Regions from separate parts of the Homo sapiens genome. Here region 2 is linked to region 1. Evidence: read pairs that join two places in POLR2A ChIA-PET (ENCODE). Cell type or tissue: GM12878. All regions are shown on one strand. Region 1 overlaps RABEP1 (rabaptin, RAB GTPase binding effector protein 1). Region 2 holds the start of GP1BA (glycoprotein Ib platelet subunit alpha).

Evidence for each region. Peaks named below come from ENCODE experiments on the same cell type or tissue, not always from the same donor. Only the 100,000 strongest peaks of a DNase experiment are listed, where the experiment ranks them.
Region 2: POLR2A ChIA-PET joins it to region 1 with 5 read pairs; 3 of 35 experiments call an interaction of 5 or more read pairs at or near these places.

Annotation. Positions count from the first base shown.
Region 1 is chr17:5,292,879-5,300,878 of GRCh38, forward strand. All of the region lies in intron 1 of RABEP1 (rabaptin, RAB GTPase binding effector protein 1), which reads left to right. Among named protein-coding and RNA genes, the nearest start is that of RABEP1, 15 kb to the left of the region's middle. RefSeq lists a silencer at 6,603-6,652. In GM12878, a CTCF peak has its summit at 4,543; a DNase peak (open chromatin) is centred at 6,727; H3K27ac peaks cover 1,242 bases.
Region 2 is chr17:4,926,548-4,934,547 of GRCh38, forward strand. It overlaps GP1BA (glycoprotein Ib platelet subunit alpha), which reads left to right and starts at 5,730. Exons shown (of 2, transcript NM_000173.7): 1 at 5,730-5,818; 2 at 6,052-8,000. The coding sequence starts at 6,058. RefSeq lists an enhancer at 7,776-7,995. In GM12878, a CTCF peak has its summit at 7,919; a DNase peak (open chromatin) is centred at 7,845; H3K4me3 peaks cover 335 bases; H3K27ac peaks cover 875 bases.

The DNA of each region.
Region 1 (8,000 bases):
TCCATGTTGCCCAGGCTGGTCTTGAACTTCTGGGCTCAAGCCATCTGCCTGCCTTGGCATCTCAAAGTGCTGGCATTACAGGCATGAGCTGCTGTGCCTTGTTCATTTTCTTATTAATTTATAAATATTGGCCAGGTGTGGTGGCTCATGCCTATAATCTCAGCAGTTTGGAAGACTGAGGCAGGTGGATCCCTTGAGGTCAGGAGTTCGAGACCAGCCTGACTAACATGAAACCCCGTCTCTACTAAACATACAAAAATTAGCTGGGTGTGGTGGTGCGTGCCTGTAATCCCAGCTACTTGGGAGGGTGAGGCACGAGAATCGCTTGAATCTGGGAGGTAGAGGTTGCAGTGAGCCGAGATTGCACCATTGCACTCCAGCCTGGACAATAAGAGGGAAACTCTGTCTCCCCCCTCAAAAAAAAAAATCTGTATATCTTTCTCTCTATATATATCTCTTTGTATATAATATCTTCATAGACATTGGCCTTTGTTTTTTATTTGTTACAGATATTTACAGGTATTTTCCATGTTTTTTCTTATTTTGGCTTTTGGGGTAATTTATTTTTTTGAGACAGGGTCTCTCTCCATCACCCAGGCTGGAGTGCAGTGGTGTGATCACGGCTCAATGTAACCTTGACCTCTCACCTCAGCCTCCTGAGGGCCCTATAGGCACATGCCACCATGCCTAGGTAATTTTTGTATTTTTTGTACAGACAGAATCTCCCTTTGTTGCCCTGGCTGGTCTCAAACTCCTGGGCTCAAGGGATCCACCTGCCTCAGTTTCCCAAAGTTCTTTGATTACAGGTGTGAGCCACTGCATCTGGCCATTGGGATAATTTTTGTTATAAAGAAATCTAAAATTTCACTTGGACAAACTTATTGGTAATATTTTGACATTTTCAAAGATGTTCTCTGTCGCAAAATCAATTAGATAGCTGCTCATAACTTATGTTGTTAGTGTTTAAATTTATTTTTAAACAGTGGCCAATTTTTTTCTACATCATTTCAATTATTAAGTTGTTTCTATGTGAGCTGTTTGTCAAGTTGGATCTTCCACATCTTGCACTTGTCATTAATTTTCTTTCTATAATTATTTTATAATTACAGATAAAATTTATATTGCCCATTGCAGACAACTAAGAAAATGCAAAAAAAGTGTAAAGTGAACAGTCAGCAAAGACAGTTTATTAACACTTTGGTATACAGTTAGCCCTCTGTATCTGCGGGGTCCACTTTCATGAATTCAACCATCTGGGGATTGAAAATAAACCCTTTGGGAGGCTGAGGCGGGGGAATCATGAGGTCAGGAGTTCGAGACCAGTCTGACAAACCCTGTCTACTAAAAATACAAAAGTCAGCTGGGCGTGGTGACACGCGTTTGTAATCCCAGCTACTCAGGAGGCTGAGGCAGGAGAACTGCTTGAACCCGGGAGGCGGAGGTTGCAGTGAGCTGAGGTGGCGCCACTGCACTCCAGCCTGGGTGACAGTGAGACTCCAACTCAAGAAAATAAACCAATAAAACAATAAGAATACAAATTAAAAAATGCAGTATGACAACTATTTACATAGTATTTACATTGTATTAGGTATTATAAGTTATTTAGAGGTGATTTAAAGTACATGGGAGAATATGCATAAGTTATATGCAAATACTACACTGTTTTATATAAGGGACTTGAATATCATCAGATTTTGGTATCTGAGAGGTCCTGGAACCAATTTCCCTCAGATACTGAGGGAAAACGGTATTGTCTTTTTTTTTTTTTTTTTTTTTTTTTTTTTTTTGAGATGGAGTCTCGCTCTGTCACCCAGGCTGGAGTGCAGTGGCGCGATCTCGGCTCACTGCAAGCTCTGCCTCCTGGGTTTGCGCCATTCTCTTGCCTCAGCCTCCCGAGTAGCTGGGACTACAGGCGCCTGCCACCACGCCAGGCTAATTTTTGTATTTTTAGTAGAGACAGGGTTTCATCACGTTAGCCAGGGTGGTCTCGATCTCCTGACCTTGTGATCTGCCGGCCTCGGCCTCCCAAAGTGCTGGGATTACAGGCGTGAGCCACCGTGCCCGGCCAACGGTATTGTCTTTTTAGAGTTTCATATGTATAAAATATGTTTAAAAAAAAACGTAAAAATTTGATAGAAAATTACAGTACTTTTATAGCATGTTTTTTCCCACTTAAATGAAGAGATGTTCATGATGTATTATTAAATAATGTTATTTTTGAGGACAGATGCGGTGGCTTACACCTGTAATCCCAGCACTTTGGGAGACCGAGTCGGGCAAATCACCTGAAGTCAGGGGTTCGAGACCAGCCTGACCAACATGGTGAAACCCCGTCTCTACTAAAAAAAAATAACAAAAATTAGCCAGGCGTGGTGGTGCACACCTGTAATCCCAGCTATTTGAGAGAGGCTTAGGCAGGACAATCCCTTGAACCCAGGAGGTGGAGGTTGCCATGAGCTGAGATCATGCCACTGCACTCCAGCCTGGGCAACAGAGGAAGATTCCGTCTCAAAAAAAAAAAAAAAGTTATTTTTAATGGTATGTAACAATAGTATTCTAATGTATGGATTCCATAATAGGTTTAATTAACCCTCTTAGTAAGTATTGTTTTTATTTTTTTCTATTTCAAAGGACACTGCGGCAAACATCCTGATACATGTGTCTCTAAATATTTAGCCAAATACTTCCCTCTGCTAAATCCCTGTTCTGTCAAAGTTTACATACATTTAAAATTTGATACTTTTGATACATTTAAGTTTTTATATGTTCTTTTGTGTCATTAGGAATAACTGTCTGAGACCAACTGGAAAGCCAACCCCTAGTAGCTTCAAAAGTGAAGGGTTCAGTTTTTCTGTGTGTTACACGTTCACAAGTAGAGCATTCTAAATTTGGTTCAGCTGCTCAAGGATGTCAAAGATCTGAGTTTCTTCAGTTTTCTGCTTTCTTCCTCTGTGGGCCTGTTTGCCACATCATTATTTTTTGTAGATTTAGTTCTGATTTCTTTTTGGGACTATTTATTCCTTTAAATCTTCTACTGTTTTCTTAGTTACATTTGTTGGGTTCTCTACTTCAGGCACATGGATCATCCTTATATTGGATAGTCTGTTTCTCATAGCTGTTTCCTCTCTAATTCCTTTACTTTTCTTTAAAATTCACTGAGATTATCTCAGGTCTTTTTGATGTGTTTAACAAAACGGATTGCATTAATGGATTTCTGGATGTTTGTTTTTGCGCACTTCAGATGAACTCAACTTGGTTGTGATGGATTGTTATTGTAGTATGTAGCTAGATCTGATTTGCTAAGGTTCGAGAATTTTTGCGATTATATTCATAAGTGAGATTGGCTTGTAGTTTTCCATTTTGGTACTGCATTGGGTTTTGGTATCTTTTTTTTGTTTGTTTAAGGCAGAGTTTCATTCTTGTTGCCCAGGCTGGAGTGCAATGGTGCTATCTCAGCTCACCACAACCTCCGCCTCCAAAGTTCAAGTGATTCTCCTGCCTCAGCCTCCCAAGTAGCTGGGATTACAAGCATGTGCCACCACACCCGGCTAATTTTGTATTTTTAGTAGACTGGGTTTCTACATGTTGATGAGGCCGGTCTCAAACTCCCAACCTCAGGTAATCCACCCGCCTTGGCCTCCCAAAGTGCTGGGATTACAGGTGTGAGCCACCGTGCCCAGCCTGGTTTTGGTATCTTGATTATACTAGCTTGGTAAAACGGGAAACATTTCATTTTTTTCTATGTTGAGGACAGTTTAAGTAGTATAGAAAATATTCTCTGAACATTTGATAGAATTTATGTTCTCTTTCAAGATTCATCTTAACTTGTATAGCTATTGCATAATTTATTTTGTCAATTTTATTTTCTTTTTGTTTTTGGTTGGGGTGGGCAAGGTCTCACTCTGTAGCTCCAGCTGGAGTGCAGTGGTACAGTCATGGCTCACGGTAGCCTTGACCCCGTGGGGTCAGTTGATCCTCAACCTTCTGAGCAGCTGGGACTACAGGTGTGCACCACCACATCTGGCTAATTTTTTATTTTTTGTAGAGAAGAGGTTTCACCATGTTGCTCAGACTGGTCTCGAACTCTTGGCTCAAATGATCTGCCTGCCTCAGCTTCCATGAGTGCTGGGATTACAGGCGTGAGCCACTGTGCCCAGCTTTTTGTTAGTTTTCTATTGTTAGATATTGACTTTTTCCGAATGTTTTGGAATTTTAACTGATACTGCAGTCAATATTCTTGCAATTATGTCTTTATACATATCTATGATTATTTCCTTAGGATAAATTCTTGGTGGTGAAATTGTATAATGACCTTTAGTTGAGAACCACTGGTTTATGACAAAATGCTTTAGGATACCCCCTTTACCATTCTGATATAAAATTGTACACAAGACTTTTTTAAAAACCCCAAAACCTAACAGCATAATGCCTTTATTGTAAAGGAAAATAATTTGTAATTAATACAGATTGCTTACAGATTTCAACGTATAAATGAACAGTGTGACTGCATAAAAGAAGAACATCCCTAGGAGGTGGTATTACACCGTTTACAACTTCTGCTCATGTGACTCATGAATCTCCTCTATTAAACACCTGTAATCATGGGGAAATCCAGCTAGGCCTTGGAACCAGGCAGGTCAGTGTTTGAATCCAGCTCTGCTACTTACTAGCTGTATATCAATAGGTTAGCTTAATCTTAGAATGTTTCTGCATCTGTAACTGGGGTGATAATGCCTATTTTATGGTTTGGTTTGAAAATTTAATGAGCCAGTGTATAAAATAACTTGCCTGATACTCCATGAAGAGCTATTTGTGAATTATTTAATCCTTACTACAAAGCTAGAAGATAGTCCTATTATTAGTCCCCCTTGTTACAGATGGAGAGAAGGAACCAGCTTAGTGGGAGGGCTGGGATTCAAACCCTAGTTTAATTCCAGAGCCTGTGCTCTCAGCTGTTATGCTCTATGGCTTCTCATATAATAGTTGATAAATAGGCAATGGATACTTGATTGTTAGCTCAATTACACATTTCATTTTCTGTAGCTTTAATCAAGAGTTTCCTCCCAAGTGTTAACATCAGCGTTCTTTCCTTAAGACTTCTCTTTCCTCTTGGTTCTTGTGTTCCCTTCCTGAGACATACAGTTAATCTCCTTCATCCACATGTAGGCAGATAGCTATTTATTAAAAATTCTGTTCCCTCTCTGTGTATGACCTTGCTATTTCGGAAAAGCCCATAAATAATGCAGCCAACTTTCCTTGTAAATAAAATATAACCCTGTGTTTTTATTATTTATTTAGAAGAACTTTTCTTCTGATAAGTAACCCCCACTGTAGAGTTTATAGCTAATGTGTAGCCTTTTTATAACCCAAGTGTAGGGAGATAAGGAATTACATCTACATTTTAAAATTTTCTATGTTACAATCAAGGGAAGAGTATATATAGGGAATTTGATTCGTTTTACGGTATAATTAAATATGGTTCTAAGAGGTGTTTTTTGTTGCATTAGGCTTTTTTCTTGTAAATGATAGAAATCTTAAGACTATTCTAAACCAATTACTGTTTATATTAGAGGAACTGGTAATAACCAGAGATTATGATATTCTTTATGAATAGTTCTCCACTCTGAATTGTGTGTGTATGTGCATAATGCCTCGTTATATCTTCATATGGAGCTTCTTAAACACTTAAAAATATTAGTATGTAGAGTCACCACCTTCCATGTGTCATGATTCTTAATGTATGGCCAGTCTCACGTATAACTCCCACCTCCTCCAGGATTTTTTTTTTTTTTTTTGAGACGGAGTCTCGCTCTGTCGCCCAGGCTGGAGTGCAGTAGCGAGATCTCAGCTCACTGTAACCTCCGCCTCCCGGGTTCATGCCTTTCTCCTGCCTCAGCCTTCTGAGTAGCTGGGACTACAGGCGTCCGCCACCACGCCCGGCTAATTTTTTGTATTTTTAGTAGAGATGGGGTTTCACCGTGTTAGCCAGGATGGTCTCGATCTCCTGACCTCGTGATCCGCCCGCCTCAGCCTCTCAAAGTGCTGGGATTACAGGCGTGAGCCACTGTGCCCGGCCTCCTCCAGGATTTTAAACTAGGAATCTGTGATTTTATTTGGAAATATTTCAGTGTATGTGTAAACGTACCACAATGCTATTATAACACCTAAAACCAGTTAACAGTAACACCAAATATCCATTCTGTGTTCACATATTCCCCAGTTGTCGTGCGCACTTGTGTGTGTGTGGAGGGGGTGTGGTGGGAGGAAGTTTCAGCCTACCACACTGATACCCAAACTGTCTCATTTTTGGCCAGTGTGTGGCCTCTTTACATTGACTCCTAAATCTTTTTATATAACCTTAACAGACAAGATGTTCCAGGCTTATCTTGTACACTTCCTGCCCTGGACCTGGAATTGGTCCTTTTTCCTAAGGATCCCTAGTTCCTTTTAGTGGGGAATGTCATTTAGAGAACACAGTCTGGGTACTAGGTGTGTAGCAGGTTTTTTTTTTTTTTTTAAGCAGTTTTACTTAAATCACTATTATCACTATTATCCTTAAACAGAGAACACTGGGCATCATTTAATCTTTTATTGAGGACTTAGTATTATGGAAGTTAGTTTTGGTACTGAGCGGTAAGCTAATGAGTCCCTAGGGCCACTGAAGTGTGTTTTCAGTTAGTTTTGTTTGCCCTTATATTACGTGGTTCTGAATTCATTTTTAGTCACGGTTTTATTTTTGCCTTGTGACCCAGTCCTCTCTGCTGTCATTGGGGTTTGTTTCTCATTTACAGGGCTATTCAAGCTGCTCTCTGCACTCATTTCTTTTTCTTTTTTTCTTTTCTTTTTCTTTTTCTTTTTTTTTTTTTTTTGGAGGCAGAGTCTCTCCTTGTCGCCAGGCTGGAGTGCAATGGCGTGATCTCGGCTCACTGCAACCTCTGCCTCCTGGGTTCAAGCGATTCTCCTGCCTCAGCCTCCTGAGTAGCTGGGACTACAGGCTCCTGCCACCATGCCCGGCTAATTTTTGTATTTTTAGTAGAGATGGGGTTTCACCATGTGTGCCAGGATGCTCTTGATCTCTTGACCTCATGATCTGCCCACCTCGGCCTCCCAAAGTGCTGTGATTACAGGCATCAGCCACCGTGCCTGGCCTACACTCATTTCTAAACTGCTTTTTCTCTCTGATTGGACTCCAGGCAAAACTGAGGGTTATATTAGGAGATATGACTGGGTCTTATAGAGTATAATATGCAGTTAGATGGGAAGGAAAATCTACCCAGCTAAGCATTCAAGTGCATGAGTTTTTCATTTCTGTTAAGCTTGAAGGCTGTTACATTACATTTTGTTGCCAGGCCTCCTTAGGCTTCTCTAGACTGTGAAAGTTTCTGTGACTTTGGTTTGATGATCTTGCCAGTTTTAAGAAGTACTGGTCAGGTATTTTGCAGAATGTCCCTAAATTGGGATCTGTGTGATGTTTTTCTCATGATTAGACTGACATAGCGTCTTGGGAGGAAGAGCACATGGGTAAAGTATCGTTTTCTTTGTGTCACATCAAGGTTACATACATGGCTTATCAGTGATGTGTAGCCTTGACCACCCCTACTGAGGTAGTATTGGTCAAGTTTCTCTCTCTTTCTTGGGGTGCAAGCGGGGGGACCTTTCTATACTGTACTCTTGAGAAGGAAGTCAGTATGTGCTCCCCCATCCCCGTATGATGTTATGAAATCAGCCAGGTTGATCGTAAGCAGATTTTTCAAGTGTTTCCTACCCTCTAACTCTTGTTAATTCCTTGTAGATGTTTGTTATTATTGTTTAATCATTGCTTAGCACCCTATGAGCAGTCTTTAAGAGTATGGTAGTGGGAGTGACAGTATGTTTTGCCCAAGCTTCTTGGTTGCAAACAAAACAATTTGTCCTGTCTGGTCTAAGCAGAAAAGGTATTTTTGAGAAGATATGAAGTTGCTTACAGAGTCATTGGGAGGGCAAGGGAGAGAGATTCTAGA
Region 2 (8,000 bases), 370 kb before region 1:
CGTGAAATCCTAGGAGGAGTACACTTGTCCGTGATTAGGTCACACCCCTGGGCTAGGCTCAGGTAATAAGGCAACCGTCCAATGGGTTCACCTTGCCCGCTGCCTAGACAGAGCCGATTTATCATGATGGGGGAATTGCGATAGAGAAAGAGGAATTCACACAGAGCCGACTGTGTGGGAGGCCAGAGTTTTACTGTTACTCAAATCAGTCTCCCTGAGCATTCAGGGATTGGAATTTTTAAGAACAACTTGGTGGGTGGGGGAAAGCCAGTGAGCCGGGAGTGCTGATTGATCAGGTCAGAGATGAAAATATGGGAAGCTGAAGCTGTCCTCTTGTGCTGAGTCAGTTCCTGGGTGGGGGCCACAAGATCAGATGAGCCAGTTTATTGATCTGGGTGGCGCCAGCTGATCCATCAAGTGCAGGGTCGGCAAAACGTCTCAAGCACTGATCTTACGGGCAGTCCAGGGAGGGTCAGAATCCTGTAGCCTCCAGCTGCATGACTCCTAAACCGTAATTTCTTTCTTTTTTTTTTTTTTTTTTTTTGAGACAGTCTTGCTCGGTCGGCCAGGCTGGAGTGCAGTGGCGCGGTCTCGGCTCACTGAAACCTCCGCCTCCCGGGTTCACGCCATTTTCCTGCCTCAGCCTCCGGAGCAGCTGGGATTACAGGTGGGAGCCACCACACCCGGCTAATTTTTGTATCTTTAGTGGAGATGGGGTTTCACCACGTTGGTCAGGCTGGTCTCAAACTCCTGACCTCAGGTGACCTGCCCACCTCGGCCTCCCAAAGTGCTGGGATTACAGGCGTGAGCCACTGCGCCCGGACTCCTAAACCATAATTGGTAATCTCTTGGCTAGTTTGTTAGTACTACAAAGGCAGTCTAGTTCTCAGGCAAGAAGTAGGTTTGTTTTGGGAAAGGGCTATTACCGTCTTTGTTTTAAACTATAAACTCTAGGCCGGGTGTGATGGCTCACGCCTGTAACTATAAACAATAAACTAAGTTCCTCTCAAAGTTAGTTCAGCCTATGCTCAGGAAGGAACAAGCACAGCTTAAAGCTTAGAAGCAAGATGGAGTTGCTTAGGTTAGATCTCTTTCACTGTCTCAGTCATAATTTTGCAAAGGTGGCTTCAATAACAGGAAGAATATTAGGGAAGGAACTTATTTATTTATTTATTTTATTTTGAGACAGGGTCTCACCCTGTCACCCAGGCCGGAGTGCAGTGCTGCAATCATGGCTTTCTGCAGCCTCGACCTCCCGGGCTCAAACAGTCCTCCTACCTCAGCCTTTTGAGTGGCTGGGAGGTGGAGAGAGGAGGACTGCTTGAGCCCAGAAGTTCAAGACCAGCCTGGGTAACATAGTGAGACCCTGTCTCTACAAAAAATTTAAAACAATAGCTGGGCATAGTGGCACATGCCTGAGGTCCCAGCTACTCAGGAGACTGAGGTGGGAAGATCGCTTGAGCCTGGGAGGTTGAGGCTGCAGTGAGCCATGATGGCACCACTGTATTCCACCTGGGTGACAAAGTGAGACCCTGTCTCAAATCACACCAAACCAAGCACACAAAAAAACACAAAAACCTATCTCCGAAGTGGCACCACATCCAGATGGTTTTTTTTTTTTTTTTTTGAGACGGAGTCTTGCTCTGTCGCCCAGGCTGGAGTGCAGTGGCACGATCTCGGCTCACTGCAAGCTCTGCCTCCTGGGTTCATGCCATTCTCCTGCCTCAGCCTCCCAAGTAGCTGGGACTACAGGCGCCCGCCACCACGCCCAGCTAATTTTTTTGGTATTTTTTAGTAGAGATGGGGTTTCACCGTGTTAGCCAGGATGGTCTCGATCTCCTGACCTCATGATCCGCCCGCCTCAGCCTCCCAAAGTGCTGGGATTACAGGCGTGAGCCACCGTGCCCAGCCTCCAGATGGGTTTATAGGTGAACTCCACCAATCTATGTAGAACAGAAAATCCCTATCTATAACTGTTCCAGAGAATATAGTTTTCCAATTTATTTTACAAGGCTAGCATAAACTCTGATCATAAAACCAAACAAACAGAAAAACAGACAAAGATCCCCAAAAGAGATCTATAAGCCACTCCTATTTTCTAACTTAGAGGCAAAAGTCCTAAATAAAATATGAGCAGGCTGGACGCAGTGGCTCATGCCGGTAATCCCAGCACTTTGGGAGGTCGAAGCAGGCTGATCACCTGAGGTCGGAAGATCAAGACCAGCCTGATCAACATGGAGAAATCCAGTCTCCACTAAAAATACAAAATTAGTTGGGCGTGGTGGTGTATGCCTGTAATCCCAGCTACTTGGGAGGCTGAGGCAGGAGAATCACATGAACCCAGGAGGCGGAGGTCGCCATGAGCCGAGATCACTCCATTGAACTCCAGCCTGGGCAACAAGAGCGAAAAAAGAGATCAAGACCATCCTGGCCAACATGGTGAAATGCCCTCTCTACTAAAAATACGAAAATTAGCCCGGCGTGGTGGTGTGCACCTGTGATCCCAGCTGCTCGGGAGGCTGAGGCGGGAGGATCGCATGAGCAGGTTGCAGTGAGCGGAGATGGCGCCGCCGCGCTCCAGCCTGGGTGAGGGTCAAAAAGAAAAAAAAAAATCAACAGCCTCTGGGCTCGGGGTCCTTATTCAATTTCATGGCTTCTCTCCAGACAAACTCCCACCTCACTTTCTATACTACCTCGTCTTCCCCACATTTTCCAATACCTTTGCAGCGGGCAAATTATATAAATGGCAAATCTATGGATTAACTGCATCTGGCTTAAGTGTCTATCCCTTGTCCGGTCACCAGCTGGAAGCAGATAGGGGCAGGCTCAGGCGGCTGCATGGAGCTCCTACTGGGGAACAGTGCAGGGCCACATTCTCATCACAGAAGGGGCAGTGGACCAACAGGCAGGGCATGGTGTCTGACTTTCTGTAATAGACATTTAACCTGGTCTTCGGAAGTCAGAAAAGGCTTTCCAGAGGAAGGAATTCTGAGCTGGAACTTGCCAAATAAGTAAAAGTTAGGCAGAAGGGGATAAGGGTTGAAGAAAAAGTTCAGGCACAGGAGAGAATGATCAAGAGTAAGGGCAGAGTGGGAACAGATGGGGCTGGACAGGCAGGCAAAGGGGAGACCTTGCAGGACCCTGCAGGCCATGTTGGGAACTTTAGACTTTCTCCTGAGATCTATGAGGAGCCATTGGTGAATTTATTTATTTATTTAGAGACAGAATTTCGCTCTTTCGCCCAGGCTGGAGTGAGGGGGTGTGATCTCAGCTCACTGCAACCTATGCCCCCTGGGGCTCAAGCTGTTCTCCTGCCTCAGCCTCCCTAGTAGCTGGGATTACAGGTGCCGGCCACCACGTCTGGCTAATTTTTTGTATATTTAGTAGAGATGGGTTTTCACCATGTTGGCCAGGCTGGTCTCAAACCCCTGACCTCAGGTGATCCACCCGCCTCGGCCTCCCAAACTGCTAGGATTACAGGTGTGAGCCACTGTGCCTGGCCCATTGGTGGATTTCAAGCAGTGGAAGGATATGAGCAAATGTGCAGTTCTGAAAGACCACTCCAGTGGAGAATAAAGAGAAGAAAGGGAATTGGGAAGTTGGGAGACCAGCAAGGAGGCTGTTGCAGGGAAGCAGTAGCGAGAAGATGGTGCCCTGGGCAGGGCATGGTGGCTCACGCCTGTACTCCTAGCACTTTGGGAGGCCGAGGTGGGAGGATCGCTTGAGCCCAGGAGTTTGAGACCAGCCTAGGCAACAAACAAATGTTTTTCTGTCTCTAGAAAAAAATTTTTAAATCAGCCAGGTGTGGTGGTGCATGCCTGTAGTCCCAACTCCTTGGGAGGCTGAAGCAGGAGGATCCCTTGGGTCCAGGAGTTTGTCCTTGAGTGAGGCATGATTGCGCCACTGCACTCCAGCCTGGGAGACAGAGCAAAGGAGACCAGCCTGGACAACATGGTAAAACCCCGTCTCTACTAAAGATATGAAAAATTAGCCGGGCATGATGGCGGGTGCCTGTAATCCCAGCTACTCAGGAGGCTGAGGCAGGAGAATTGCTTGAACCCAGGAGGCAGAGGTGGCAGTGAGCCGAGATGGAGCCATTGCACTCCAGCCTGGGAGACAGGGCAAGACTCCATCTCAAAAAAAAAAAAAAAAAAAAAGAAGAAGAAGAAGAAAGGAGGAAGAGGAGGAAGAAGAAGAGGAGGAGGAGGATATGAACAAGAAACAACAACAACCTTGGACTAGGAATGCTGGCAGGATGGTGTGGATGGAGAGTAGATTTGAGAGAGACGGGAGATAAAATCACCAGGACTTGGTGATGGGGATGAAAGACGGGAGACGTTAGAGATGACTATTAGGGATTTTGTTTGTGTTGACTGAATGGTTAGGTAAATGAGTGGATGATGGTGCCACTCACCAGGCTGAGCAACACAGGAGGAGAAGCCATTTGGAGAGAGATGGTGAGTTCAGCTTTGAACATATTGTTTTGGTGTCTGTGGGACATCCAAGTAGAGATGTCCAGAAGGCAGCTGGACATATGTGCTTGTGTCTCAGGAGAAGGGTCTGGACTAGAGACATAGATTTGAGAGTCATTAGGTTGTAGGTGGTGGTTGAAGGCAAGGGAATGGATGAGGATAATCTCAGGTGGTTGCATAGCGTAAGAAAAGAAGAGAATGCCGGGCGCGGTGGCTCATGCCTCTAATCCCAGCACTTCGGGAAGCCAATGTGGGTGGATCACTTGAGATGAGGAGTTCGAGACCAGGCTGACCAACATGGTGAAACCCCGTCTCTACTAAAAATATAAAAATTAGCTGGGAATGAAGACAGCCTAAGCACAAACTCTGGGGGCAGTTTAATTGTTCAAGAAGGGGAATCTATGAAGGAGACTGAGAAGGCCCAACCAAACAGGTAAGAAGAAAACCAAGAAAATTACAGGGTCATGTGTCACAGAGGCCAAAAGGAGAATCCCAAGGGGCGAGTGGCCATGGGTATGCAGGCTGCCGAAATAAAGTAAGATCACAGTGGAGAAGTTTCCCATGGATGTAGAGGAGGGAGAGCATTAAAGACCTTGGTAAGAACCGAGTCAATGGAGTAGCAGGGGAAAGAAATCAGCATAGACTGGGGTGAGAAGGCAGAGAGAAAGGTGGGAGAGAATTAAAAGTAGGCAACTCTCAGAATGCAGCTGTGAAGAGGAAGAGAAGCGGGCATCTGGAGAGGTTTTTTTGTTTTTAAGATGGAGTTTTGCTCTTGTCACCCAGGCTGGAGTACAATGGCACGATCTCGGCTCACCGCAACCTCTTTCCACCTCCCGGTTTCAAGCGATTCTCCTGCCTCAGCCTCCCGAGTAGCTGGGATTACAGGCATGCGCCACCACGCCTGGCTAATGTATTTTTAGTAGAGACAGGGTTTCCCCGTGTTGGTCAGGCTGGTCTCGAACTCCTGACTTCAGGTGATCCGCCCGCCTCAGCCTCCCAAAGTTCTGGGATTACAGGCATGAGCCACGCGCCCGGCCCTGGAGAGGTTTTTAAAAGATGGCAGAAGGCTGTTTGGAGGAGTCCACCCCCATCTCCCCTGTGTAAAAGGAAAGCGGAAGAGAGAACCACAAAGAGGGCCTGGGGGAAAGCCGTGGAGTGAGGCGATAAGGGCTTGTGTCCAGGGGATTCCCGGTCACTGGAATCCCTATCAGGCCTGCATTTCCTCCTCACCCCCATCCCCTTCCTTGCCACTGGCTTAGTCCTCCATGGGGCTAGAAGAGAGAAGGACGGAGTCGAGTGGCACCCTAGAAGACGCTCTGTGCCTTCGGAGGTCTTTCTGCCTGCCTGTAAGCCGGGGTTGGTGCTGGGGCAGGAGAGGGGTCTGAGGGAGGGGAAAGAGCCAAGGACCTGGAGCTAGTAGTTTTAAGTTCTGCAGGCAAGGGTGGGAGATGGGAGTAGGGAGGACAGGAGGTGTGGATGCTGTTTCTGGAAGCGAAGCTGCAGGGGGAAGGGGGCTGGGGCCTGGGGGGATGCTTCCAGGGGATGCAGGGGGATCCACTCAAGGCTCCCTTGCCCACAGGTCCTCATGCCTCTCCTCCTCTTGCTGCTCCTGCTGCCAAGCCCCTTACACCCCCACCCCATCTGTGAGGTCTCCAAAGTGGCCAGCCACCTAGAAGTGAACTGTGACAAGAGGAATCTGACAGCGCTGCCTCCAGACCTGCCGAAAGACACAACCATCCTCCACCTGAGTGAGAACCTCCTGTACACCTTCTCCCTGGCAACCCTGATGCCTTACACTCGCCTCACTCAGCTGAACCTAGATAGGTGCGAGCTCACCAAGCTCCAGGTCGATGGGACGCTGCCAGTGCTGGGGACCCTGGATCTATCCCACAATCAGCTGCAAAGCCTGCCCTTGCTAGGGCAGACACTGCCTGCTCTCACCGTCCTGGACGTCTCCTTCAACCGGCTGACCTCGCTGCCTCTTGGTGCCCTGCGTGGTCTTGGCGAACTCCAAGAGCTCTACCTGAAAGGCAATGAGCTGAAGACCCTGCCCCCAGGGCTCCTGACGCCCACACCCAAGCTGGAGAAGCTCAGTCTGGCTAACAACAACTTGACTGAGCTCCCCGCTGGGCTCCTGAATGGGCTGGAGAATCTCGACACCCTTCTCCTCCAAGAGAACTCGCTGTATACAATACCAAAGGGCTTTTTTGGGTCCCACCTCCTGCCTTTTGCTTTTCTCCACGGGAACCCCTGGTTATGCAACTGTGAGATCCTCTATTTTCGTCGCTGGCTGCAGGACAATGCTGAAAATGTCTACGTATGGAAGCAAGGTGTGGACGTCAAGGCCATGACCTCTAACGTGGCCAGTGTGCAGTGTGACAATTCAGACAAGTTTCCCGTCTACAAATACCCAGGAAAGGGGTGCCCCACCCTTGGTGATGAAGGTGACACAGACCTATATGATTACTACCCAGAAGAGGACACTGAGGGCGATAAGGTGCGTGCCACAAGGACTGTGGTCAAGTTCCCCACCAAAGCCCATACAACCCCCTGGGGTCTATTCTACTCATGGTCCACTGCTTCTCTAGACAGCCAAATGCCCTCCTCCTTGCATCCAACACAAGAATCCACTAAGGAGCAGACCACATTCCCACCTAGATGGACCCCAAATTTCACACTTCACATGGAATCCATCACATTCTCCAAAACTCCAAAATCCACTACTGAACCAACCCCAAGCCCGACCACCTCAGAGCCCGTCCCGGAGCCCGCCCCAAACATGACCACCCTGGAGCCCACTCCAAGCCCGACCACCCCAGAGCCCACCTCAGAGCCCGCCCCCAGCCCGACCACCCCGGAGCCCACCTCAGAGCCCGCCCCCAGCCCGACCACCCCAGAGCCCACCTCAGAGCCCGCCCCCAGCCCGACCACCCCGGAGCCCACCCCAATCCCGACCATCGCCACAAGCCCGACCATCCTGGTGTCTGCCACAAGCCTGATCACTCCAAAAAGCACATTTTTAACTACCACAAAACCCGTATCACTCTTAGAATCCACCAAAAAAACCATCCCTGAACTTGATCAGCCACCAAAGCTCCGTGGGGTGCTCCAAGGGCATTTGGAGAGCTCCAGAAATGACCCTTTTCTCCACCCCGACTTTTGCTGCCTCCTCCCCCTGGGCTTCTATGTCTTGGGTCTCTTCTGGCTGCTCTTTGCCTCTGTGGTCCTCATCCTGCTGCTGAGCTGGGTTGGGCATGTGAAACCACAGGCCCTGGACTCTGGCCAAGGTGCTGCTCTGACCACAGCCACACAAACCACACACCTGGAGCTGCAGAGGGGACGGCAAGTGACAGTGCCCCGGGCCTGGCTGCTCTTCCTTCGAGGTTCGCTTCCCACTTTCCGCTCCAGCCTCTTCCTGTGGGTACGGCCTAATGGCCGTGTGGGGCCTCTAGTGGCAGGAAGGAGGCCCTCAGCTCTGAGTCAGGGTCGTGGTCAGGACCTGCTGAGCACAGTGAGCATTAGGTACTC